Linked DNA regions of Homo sapiens: regions 1, 2 and 4 are each linked to region 3. A link is a contact called in ENCODE Hi-C data. All regions are on one chromosome and are shown on one strand. Each heading gives the region's core, a stretch centred on a gene start or an enhancer-like site at or near the end of the contact. The rest is flanking DNA. Distances are from core to core; before and after follow the strand shown. Region 1 overlaps MUSK (muscle associated receptor tyrosine kinase). Region 2 overlaps RGS3 (regulator of G protein signaling 3). Region 3 holds the start of LINC02977 (long intergenic non-protein coding RNA 2977). Region 4 overlaps PALM2AKAP2 (PALM2 and AKAP2 fusion).

Region 1 (2,700 bases), core at 109-2,608, 1.2 Mb before region 3:
GGAGACAACTATTCTTCTTCATGAAGGTTTGTAATACACACTGCACAGGGAAGAATGTCATCCTGTTCAGTTTCCAAAGTAGCTGGTCACAGAGTAAAGCTCTGCTGTATTAAATTTTAATATGAAATGGGATTCAGAGCTTCATTTTTTAATTGAGTTAATTCCTGTCCATTGTGAAAGTAGCTTAATCGTCATGTAAGACACTTAGGTGAAGTACAGAAAACTAAAAAGAAGGAAAAGCCACTCATTCTGTCTCCCCCCAAAGACGAGTCTTAGTGTTTTATTAAATCTTTCTTGCATTTAATGCATAATTTTATATTTGTTTGTATTCTGCAGAGTTGTGGTTACATTTTATTGATAGAGGGTTTCTAAGGAATGAAACAGCAAATCAGCAAGCCTGTAACTCTGAGTTCCCTTTTCTGTCCTGTGCCCCTCCTTTTTTCCTTTCTGTGCATTTGTCATGAATTAAGTCTGCTTATTTTATTCCTCCAGTTTTCTTGAAACAAGTTTTTGTATCTTACTGATTTACCTTTTCCTTTAAAAATTGTATTGGTATCTTTTCCATTGCTTTAATCTTTATTTCTTCTTCTTTCCAGGACTTCTGTCCTTTTTTAGTTATTAAGCTATTTTTTTCTTTTATTTCATTCATGTAATAAACACTCTGGCAGAAATAATAACATTTTAAATACCATTGTAGATTGATATGTATATGCCTTTTGCAAAGTATTACTATTTTTCCTGCATTTGCCTTTGAAGCCACACATTTCAACATTCTCACCTATTAATATTATTACTAGAGTCTATTTAAATCTCTTAAACCATAATTTATAATATGAGATTTCACAAGATACACTTGTGGCTCTGAGTTATTTCAAAACTGATATTTCTGTGCATTCTGACATTTTATTCCTTTTAGAAACAAATTCAGTTGGCTGTAGAATTAATATCGTTCTGCTTAACAACTTTGTGCATGACATATTAACTGATTTTGTTGTATTTCATGATTTAAAAAAAAAAGCAGCAGCTCTGGAACTCAGATTCCTGGGGGTTCAGATTTTTTCTCAGTGGATCCTCACACAATACATCTTTATCTAAGTCCATACATGATCTGAGTTTATTTCTGATATAGCAGGAACCCAAATTCTCCTGAAAACGAACAGGGAAGAGAAAATAACAGTCTACTCTATACCAGCTTATCTTAATTCAGACTAATTGGTAGTTAGGGCATTGGAGGAATGGTGTGAATTCTTGAAAGTAGATTTTCGCTGTCTGCTGGAAAACTCTGCCTGAAATCCCCAAATCTGCCTCATGTAACAGCTTGACATCTTTGGTGGGAAACCTGCCATTTCTTATTCATAGTGTCTCCAGGCAACCAAGACAAAAATGTAGAAATTTTCCTAGACTTTGCCCTCTCTTTCATCATCAGTTTTCTATTAGTTTTACTTCCTAAAATCCTCCTGCTGACATCCTCTTCCCTTCAACCCAAGAGCCAATGACTCAACCTCTACCGTTGCCCACCCTGTCTATTAGCTGGCCTTCCTCTCATTTCAGACCTGAACAGATTCTGTAGGATACAACGACAGTAAGGCGGTCCTTAGTCACAGTTCTGGTTCATAAATAGCGAGGTCAGCATTTAGGACTGAGACCTAAAGAAGTGCTTCAGATAAAAATCATGAGTCTAAGTCCAAAATTGATACTGTAATCCAAATGACTGAATAAAGAATAAAGTTGCAGCGTGTGTCTAAAGCAGAAAGTCAAGATGCCAACAAAGCAGAAAAGTTGGAGAGGGCCACCAGCAAGTCTAGAACTTGAGCATAGATATCCATGGCTTATTTTAGATGGTTCATGTATGCTCTGCAAAATTCAAAGACAGCTTCGGGCTTTCTCCGCTGATAAAGTTTTGTTGTAAAAGACAGACATAGAAGTCAGGCTGACAGAAAATAGAGTAACAGTAATCATAAAAATTATAATATCAGCTAGCATTTATTGAAATCTTACCATGTGTATTCTGAGGCCTTTAAATATATGAACTTAAACCTCACAACATCCCTGTAATGTTGGTACTATCATTATATACATTTTAGTTTTGCTTTGTTTTGTTTTGTTTTTGAGACGGAGTCTCGCTCTGTCGCCCAGGCTGGAGTGCAGTGGCACGATCTTGGCTCACTGCAAGCTCAGCCTCCAACAGTCACAGAGAGATTGTGCAACTGGCCCGAGTGCACACAGCAACAGAGCCTACTTTTTGACCAAAAGAGGCCGAATTCTCAACCACTATACTGTAGAGCCTCTGTACATGATAGAAGCAATAACTGAACCTCAGTAACTCTGTGGAAGTGATTTGTAATTTGCATGTCGTTTCAAGCACACTCTATATCTATATTTTATTCTATTAACTTCCTAAGTCTTTTTAATGAATAGCAAAAAAAGTATATTTCAGCATTATCAATTTAAGTTAATCATAACATCTAATAGGTGACATGTTTATTTTTTCATGAGTTCTAATTACATTTTCAAGTTAAGATCACTGACTTATTCCCTAAGTGCTCGATCTAATGTTCTGAATCACAGGAGTATAGATGCATTATTCACCAATATTGTTTACTTTTTTAAATAAGATTTTTTTTCATGGTAGAATCATCATATACATTCAAAAAGGTAGACAAAAGAGAGACACTCACAGTGTCACTGTTACCAAGTGCC
Region 2 (2,756 bases), core at 45-2,544, 1.5 Mb after region 3:
TTGAGCCTGGTCAGTTGGAAATAAATCTGTGTTCCTTCTGGGGAGAAGTCCGACAGCAATTCAATGATGAGTTTTATTTTTATTTTTTATTTTTCCATAGATTATTGGGGTACAAGTGGTATTTGGTTACGTAAGATTTTTAGTGGTGATTTGTGAGATTTTGGTGCACCCATAACCCGAGCAGAATATACTGCACCCCATTCGTAGTCTTTTATCTCTCACCCCCCTCCCATCCTTCCCCCGAAGTCTGCAAAGTCCATGGTATCATTCTTATGCCTTTGCGTCCTCATAGCTTAGCTCCCATGTATCGTTGAGAACATACAATGTTTGGTTTTCCATTCCTGAGTTACTTCACTTAGAAAAATAGTCTCCAATCTCATCCAGGTCGCTGCAAATGCCGTTAATTCATTCCCTTTTATGGCTGAGTAGTATTCCATCAATGATGAGTTTTTAAAAAGCTTTTGGTTGGCACATTAGGTTAGAGTGGAGATGCTGCAGCTAAGTAGGGACTTCATTAGGGTCAAGGCCTGGGCCTGGCTTATTTCTGTAGGTCCAGTGCAGGACCCAGGGCCTGGCGGATGGCAGATACTCAGTAGAATTTTGGTTGTGTGACTGACTGAAGGAGAACGACTTGGGTTGCCTCTGAGGCTTTGGAGTCTGGTCGTGGAGGAGGGGGGCTGGAGAAGTGTGCTGCCTGGAGTGGGCCCATGCACACAGGCTGGTGTCTGGGGTTGATTCCTTCTCAGTTGAGAGGTACTTCTGTGTCTCCCTTCTGTGCTCCCAGCCTGTATCCATGTTTCATTCCCCTCTGAGAGTATAATACATAGTAAGTCAGCAAGAGCACAGTTATCTAAGCCATGGGGAAAGGGACAAGTGAGGAAATGATGATGATATTAATAACCATGCTAGCTCTTTGAATGCATTGTATTAAGATCCTGACCTTACTTTATGTATTCTTCATAATAATAAATCTTCACTCTTTACCAGGGATCAAGTCTTTGTAGCTCACAATTTTAGGATTCAGAGGAAAGGGTGAAATTCAGGGCACACAATTTCCCTTAAACACACTTGGGATTGTCCAGAGGTTAAGGCTGTCACCAGGGTGCTGGCTTCTTAGTCCCCCTCCTCTGGCTGGGCTGCCAAGAGATAGCCCTTCAGGAGTGTTGGGTCATCCTGAGTTGAATAGGAGGGAGAGTTAAGCCATCCTGAGTTGAATAGGGTCTGGTGCCCTTCCGGAGCCCAGAGTGCCTGCCCGGCTGTGGTTGGCATGTTTCCCAGGGCTGCTGGTGCCCTTGGCATTGTCCCTGCCCTGTAAAGGTGACCTGGCCTCAGATTCGCCACTGCCAGGGCAGGGTGGCTGCCAGGGCTCGCCTCAGAATCTGGGAGCAAAGCCCTGTAATTACTGTATTTGGTCGGTGAAGCAGGTGTTGGAGGAGAAAAGGGTGATATGGGGGTTTGGACCAGACATCGGTAGCAGGTGGGAAGTAAATGAGTTTGCCTTCACAGAGCTCAGTAACTGGGTTGCAAGCTGTACTGTTCTAAAAAAAAAAAAAAATCAGTTTTACAGAGCCACTCCCACTAGCCACATATTATCCAGGGGTGGGTGGAGATTGGGCACAAGGGCATGACTGCTGCATAGGTTGGGTTAATCCTGCCTTGTATAATTTACTAGCCAAATGACCAGTCACCCTACCATTCCAGACCTCAGTTTCCTTGTCTACAAAATGGGGCTGAGCCGACTTTTCCTCTCTGAAGGCAGAATTATGTGTTGGGTACTTCAGGTGAGGCCCTTGGTGAGGATTCTGTGACAGCCCTGGGCCCCTGGGCTAGAGAAGGGAAGAAATCAATTTTTTAAGAAGTCCGAGACTGGGGGCCCAGGACCCAGATTTTGGCATTTACAGTTGGTACCCATCTTTACTTTTGGTCTATTTTGTTCCAGTCATCTGCTTGTCAGTCCTGCATGGTTTTGCCTTCTCTGCTGTAGGCTTAACCATGTTAAATTAGACTGTCTAGATCCAGGCTGGCCATGGGGTTTCATTCACAGCATGGTTTGAGACCGAGCAGCCCTGCCTATCCTTCTACTAACCCTGGTAGGTGGATTACTTGGAGGCTTAGGATTTGTGATAATCCCCTGACTACTCACACTGTGGTACAATCCACCAAGCTCTTTTCCATCAGGTCTCTTGTGTGAACCTCCCACTGGCCCTGGGGCAAGCGAGGCAGCAATCAGTATTATCTCCACTTCAAAGTGGAGAAAACTTTGATTCAGAGAAGGAAGGAAGCTGTTCAGGGTTACACAGACTGTCTCTGACTTGGGAAGTCAGTGATCAAGCTCGGGTGTCTTATCCAACTCAAATTCAGTGATGATCTTGAGACTGAGGATGGTGCTTTAAACAAAGGGTCCAGGGCCTGGCAGCACACATCCCTCTGGGACTGATATGTAGGGCCAGATCAGACAAGGAGCTATGTGACATCTTCCTTGTATCTGTTCCTCCTGTGCCCATCCAGGGCTCATGCTCATTCTACTCCTCTCTCCGTGACTCACAGAAGAGGCAGGAAGTGGTTTGAGTTATCATGGTTTGAGCGCTGCCCCCAGATTTGTCTATGATCAGTGGTCACTTGTCAGGGGCACGGGGGGAGTCAACTTGTTTTTCTTACCTTGCTTGGTGAGAAGGGGCTGGGGGTGGGAGGAGGAAGCAAGTGTGAAACCTTCTGAGGTGAGTTTTATCTCCGAGGCTGTGGGTGCGCGTTGGTGG
Region 3 (2,700 bases), core at 187-2,686:
ATTAGGGAAGGGGGTAGTATGGAAGCATACAGCATTTACAAAACTGGCAAAAAATAAAATAAGTCAAGGGGAGGCTCAGATTCTTTCTTTGGACAAAGGTGGGCTTTGAGGAAAGATCCTCACTCATCAGAGGCCGAGCCCTACACTAACCACAGTAATTTGTATTGATACCCAATTTAGTTCAGGAGCTATAAAAATGTATGTTTGCGGCCAGGCGTGGTGGTTCATGCCTGTAATACCAGCACTTTGGGAGGCCAAGGCGGGTGGATCACGAGGTCATGAGATCGAGACCATCCTGGCTAACACGGTGAAACCCCATCTCTACTAAAAATACAAAAAATTAGCTGGGCACGGTGGCGGATACCTGTAGTCCCAGCTACTCCAGAGGCTGAGGCAGGAGAATGGCGTGAACCCGGGAGGCGGAGCTTGCAGTGAGTCGAGATAGCGCCACTACACTCCCGCCTGGGAGAAAGAGTGAGACTCCGTCTCAAAAAAAAAAAAAAGTATGTTTGCATTATTGCACATAAAAATTAAAAATTGAGAGCTATTTGTATTCATCTATTGAGAGAAACGGTCTCTGGGGGTTAGGATGGGGACCTGTCCCCATTATAGACCCGTTCTGGTCTATAATTTACCTAAGACGAGAGCAGAAAGGGTTTTAAATGCTGATCCTAAGTTGTCGTCGGAGGGCAGTACCCCAGAGGACAGGGGAATCATTCCTAACACTGGCAGGGGCCAGAGGCTGACAGCTGGCATTGAACACCTGAATGTCAGGATATTACTCGCCTCTCTCTAATTCTTCCCAATAGAGCGGATACACTCTGGACTCCCTGGGGTGGAGCAGCTACATGGGCAGTTTGTACTTGTTCCTCTTGTCTCTTCATCTGCCCATAAGCCCAAGGCACTCAGAGTCTTCCCTCACTGACACCCAGCAAGCCGGTGAACACACCGGCCCACTGCATTGGGAAGCCCTTTCCTTTTGCTAAGGACTGCATTCGTCTATGCTGCATCTTGAGGCTGTGCAGTATCACCTCCCCTCCTCCATGGTTTTTCTTCTCTAGGCCTAGCAGGCAAGGGAGAAGGAGAGATGCCAGAAGCCTCTGTCTTTCCTTCCCCATTCGTTTCTTACTGAGTCTTGGAGTTAAATTGTTAGTTAGTGCCGGGCGTGTGGCTCACACCTGTAATCTCAGCACTTTGGGAGGCAAAGGTGGGCGAATCAACTGAGATCAGGAGTTTGAAACCACCCTGGCCAACATGGTGAAACTCCATCTCTACTAAACATACAAAAATTACCTGGGCGTGGTGGGGGGGCCCTGTGGTCCCAGCTACATGGGAGGCTGAGGCAGGAGAATCACTTGAACCCGGGAGGCAGAGGTTGCAGTGAGCTGAGATCACGCCACTTCCCTCCAGCCTGGGCAACAGAGTGGGAGTCCATCTCAAAAAAAAAAAAAAAAAAAAGAGGAAAGAATGCCAATTCATGATTTAAAAGTAAAATCAAATAGACTCCAGCTGTCAACTTAGCATATTCACAGTAGGTCCAGCACCGCTTATATCTAATGTTTCATAGTTCATAATGGAGTAACATTCATAGTTACTGAAGTTTAGATAAAAGAAGTGTCACCCTCTATGGCAACCCCTCCCCTGAAACACACATGGACTCTAGTCTAGCCATGGGCTCAATACTGTTTTAAGCATTGCTACTACACTACCACCAAATCTCAGTTTCTAACAGGGGGCAAAGAGCATTTTTAGAAGACGCTTAGTAACAGAAAAATTAACCAAGGGAAGAACAATCTTAATTACGGGATATTTTTACTGGAATGTAGACATTACTTTTGAATATATAGGACAATAGAAATTGCATCAAAGCAATGCTGCCTAACAGACACAGCAGGAAACTTATTGGCATGGCCAGGCTAGTATATTTTCTCATTAGTATATCAACTAATTATAGGAAAAGTACTGTTTCTAAAGTGCTTGAAACATTTGCCTACGTCACTGTTCTCTTTTTCAATGACCTCCTTCATAAAGTCAAACTCTAGCCCAAACTTAAGCCCATCTCACTGCATATTGTAAAGAATGGATTCTGAATGAATTAACAGAAATGCTTTTATATAGGAGGTTGCAGAGATTCTCTTGCAGTCAATGTCTAGAGGAGCTGACCCTCAGGCATCACTCAGAGGAAGTCCCAGCCAAGATTCACAGATCTGTATGTAGCCTTCGGTCAATATCACAGTGTACATCAGGAGTCTCAAGTTCATTGCACAGAACTGGTCCTGTAGCAGGGAAGACTCAGAATTCCTGAGTTTTCTCCTTATGGTGACTCCTCAGGGATAGCCACCATCTTAAATCCAGGAATGGGGCCCAGCTGGGAATGGAGAAAGTTGCAGGCCCACATGCTCCCTGGACGGAAGTCACACGGAGCCTCTGTGCGGGCACCTGAGAAGCTGCCAGAACACCTGCCCAGCAGCAGTGCATCCTCCCCACTCAGTGTCCATCTGCCATCTAGACATGGAGGAGGAAAAGAAAAGAGACAAATATGAACACACTTTGGTTTTCCCACTGTGCATCTCTATGCACAGCTCACACGCACACCCATGGGAGGAGGCGAGGGGGAGCAGCATGGAAGCTCAGCCACCCCTCTGTGTGTGGCCAGGGCAGCCATCACTGGTCCTGCTCTTTTCCTGGGAAGGCATCCCC
Region 4 (2,700 bases), core at 116-2,615, 1.9 Mb before region 3:
ATGATCTCATGGATTCCTGTGATATTCAATGGATTCCTGTGATATTCAATGGATTATAATCCATTTCTTTTATTATTTTTATCCGCAACTTGTTCAGTTACAGCTCACGGGAGCCCTTTCTGGCTAACTTGTATGTCCTTTGGAGATGTCCCCGTTTTCCTTTGAATGCTTCCTCAATTTCTGGCATCGCAAGATATTCCAGTTTCATCTTATACTTTCCCAACCCTGAAATCGGTCGTCTCTCTGAAGAGCACTAGTTTCTGATGATGGAGAATGGTATTTAGAAACAAAGATCTGAGTGCTAGCTGTGCTCATTGTTATTGCATTGTCACTAGCCCCAGGCACTCTCAGTGGACAGAATTAGAAATTACACACATCTCTCTTGAAAACCATGAGTTTGCCCTGATGCTTTTTAATTCTTATTTAATAAAAAGTTCATTCATACTTTCTCCCTTTCCATATTTGTGACCACCTTCTTGACAAAAGATACTTAGTTTTTATTATCTGTAATATGTTTATTATTTAACTAGCCCTCCTTCCCCCACACTCCAGTATAACCAGTCTCCTGTTTTCCTCACCAAACTTGGGCTCCGACATCATTTTCCAGGTGGCCACTGCCACGACCCTTCACCAACACCCTCCTTACCCTCCCTGGGCTCCAACACTACAGCAGGTACCATCTTATTCAGCCTGGCCTAGTGACTTTTGGACTGAGTTGTTTGGGAAGGAAAGGAAAGGGAGGAAGAAGAGGAAGAGTGCAGTGACTTTCTTAATATATGCCATCAAATTGGTGATAAAGTTTCAACAAATGAATAATGGGGGGGCGGGCACAAACATTCAGACCGTAGCATGAGTATTTTCAGGCTTCTCTGTCTCTATCTCTTAATCGAACCCCTCACCATATTACCTCCAACTTTATTTCTAGCACATAAACAACTGTCTAATATAAAGACATTTCAATGCTTTCTCCTGATTCCCCCACCGGCTGTTGTCCATCAGGCTTCCCCACCAGGACCGAGGTTGCCTTAAACAAGTCAGCATCCTAAGGCTTGCCACTGGCATCCCAGCAACCCAGTATCAATCTCCCCAGTACTTCCCTCTATGCTAATGCTGATCTCTTCTCCCATATCCCACCCCCATAGGATTGATTTCTGGTCCCTACAAGGGGATGGTAATTCATCCGTGCAAGTCTGTTCCAATCTTGATGTCGTATTGAGTACAATCATGATAATGATATGCATACATGTCATTCCTTCATGTTTATCTCTAGAACATTTAAAGCAGGCACCCGGGCTTCCCAGAATTACAACATGAGTTGAAAGAAACGGAATGTAAAATACAATTTTCTTCCTGTTCATGCCTGGAAATCTTTGGAGTATTGCTTGGCTGGCCAACCTCCAAGTTCATGATCGGGGAGAAGGCTGACACGTGACTCTGAGCAGCCAAACTAGACAATTCATGGCTAGGGTCAGAACTCCTGGCTTCAGTGGTTTTGTGAATGGAGGTGTTACCAAGTTCCTGCGGCACATTTCATATTTCATGCCAGAAGAAGTGACTCCACTAGTTTGTTGTGTGACTCAGATTGATGATTGGATACTAGGTGATGAAAAATATAATTTTTAACTTCTCTGGTAGAAATCATGCTGGTGGCATGCTGGAATCCTAAAACCTTAAAGCAAATAAAATCCACTGAGAGCCAAGATGTGGTAAGGAAGGAGAAATCTTCTAATTCTTTCCATACAAAAGTTATCTAGACAGAAACCCCATCCCCCTGGTGTGGAAATGCTATTTGTTTTTGCTTTTAGTGCTTTTGCTTTTAAAAGATGGACAATGAATGATAGAAGTTCTGTTTTGAAAAGGATATAGTCATTGTTAATGACCGGGTATCTAGAAATTATCTTGTTGGTTCTTATTTTACTTTTTTTTTTTTTTTTTTTTTGAGGCAGAGTCTTGCTCTGTCTCCCAGGCTGGAGTGCAATGGGGCAAACTCGGCTCACTGCAACCTCCACCTCCCAGGTTCAAGTGATTCTCCTGCCTCAGCCTCCTGAATAGCTGGGATTACAGGTGTCCATCACCATGCCCAGCTAAATTTTTTGTTTGTTTGTTTTTTGTATTTTTAGTAGAGACAGAGTTTCATCATGTTGGCCAGGCTGGTCTCCAACTCCTGATCCGCCTCAGGTGATCCGCCCGCCTTGGCCTCCCAAAGTGCTAGGATTACAGGCATGAGCCACTGCACCTGGCCCTTATTTGACTTTTAAAGGAAGAAGCTCCACTTAAATAGAATTTGAGTGACATTTGTTTATACAGAGGTGAATAAAAATGTATAGTCCCTGCTCTCAGGGAACTTAATGGTTCAGTAAGAGAAACAACATTAAACAAATGAGGCAATTTTATGACAGAGAAGCACAGAGACCTGTAGGAGCACAAACAAGGAAGACCATATCATTTGGAGGATAAAGAAAGTCTTCCTTCCTTAGGAAATTACTGTCTAAGCTGAGAACTGAAGGGGTAAAGTTGGGCTCAGGGTGTAGGGGAGAAGGAAGGGCACCTAAGAGAGGCTCAAAAGGAATAGAGAACTTGGCACATTTGAGATATTTAAGAGTAAGTTAATGGAAGAGATTTAAAACAAAACAGAAATAGATTTGGAGCCAGACAACCAAGAGCTCTATCAATCATGTTAAGGGTTGTAGACTTTAGAGT

What was found. Hi-C counts contacts between places; a loop is a spot of excess contacts on that map. Pooled maps may share reads with other maps.
Region 1: a map with no recorded cell type shows a loop between it and region 3 (10-fold over the local background). The contact joins the enhancer-like site here to the promoter of LINC02977 in region 3. A Hi-C loop is called at or near these places in 9 of 37 single-sample maps with no recorded cell type and 2 of 50 pooled maps.
Region 2: a map with no recorded cell type shows a loop between it and region 3 (4-fold over the local background). The contact joins the enhancer-like site here to the promoter of LINC02977 in region 3. A Hi-C loop is called at or near these places in 2 of 37 single-sample maps with no recorded cell type and 6 of 50 pooled maps.
Region 4: a map with no recorded cell type shows a loop between it and region 3 (4-fold over the local background). The contact joins the enhancer-like site here to the promoter of LINC02977 in region 3. A Hi-C loop is called at or near these places in 4 of 37 single-sample maps with no recorded cell type and 3 of 50 pooled maps.

The regions. Positions count from the first base shown.
Region 1 is chr9:110,801,218-110,803,917 of GRCh38, forward strand. It overlaps MUSK (muscle associated receptor tyrosine kinase), which reads left to right. Exons shown (of 15, transcript NM_005592.4): 15 at 1-2,700. Among named protein-coding and RNA genes, the nearest start is that of MUSK, 130 kb to the left of the region's middle. Within about 2 kb of position 1,359, at least 2 of the 41 ENCODE cell types and tissues checked have a DNase peak (open chromatin) inside an H3K27ac peak, as active enhancers do.
Region 2 is chr9:113,509,862-113,512,617 of GRCh38, forward strand. The region is part of intron 12 of RGS3 (regulator of G protein signaling 3); the gene reads left to right. Among named protein-coding and RNA genes, the nearest start is that of RGS3, 48 kb to the left of the region's middle. RefSeq lists enhancers at 2,138-2,187, 2,438-2,527. Within about 2 kb of position 1,295, at least 13 of the 41 ENCODE cell types and tissues checked have a DNase peak (open chromatin) inside an H3K27ac peak, as active enhancers do.
Region 3 is chr9:112,038,988-112,041,687 of GRCh38, forward strand. LINC02977 (long intergenic non-protein coding RNA 2977) reads right to left here and starts at 1,437. Exons shown (of 3, transcript NR_186812.1): 1 at 1-1,437. It overlaps SUSD1 (sushi domain containing 1), which reads right to left. Exons shown (of 17, transcript NM_022486.5): 17 at 1,796-2,505. The coding sequence ends at 2,505. RefSeq lists enhancers at 2,045-2,684, 2,080-2,700, 2,685-2,700.
Region 4 is chr9:110,140,151-110,142,850 of GRCh38, forward strand. All of the region lies in intron 8 of PALM2AKAP2 (PALM2 and AKAP2 fusion), which reads left to right. Among named protein-coding and RNA genes, the nearest start is that of C9orf152, 67 kb to the right of the region's middle. Within about 2 kb of position 1,366, at least 11 of the 41 ENCODE cell types and tissues checked have a DNase peak (open chromatin) inside an H3K27ac peak, as active enhancers do.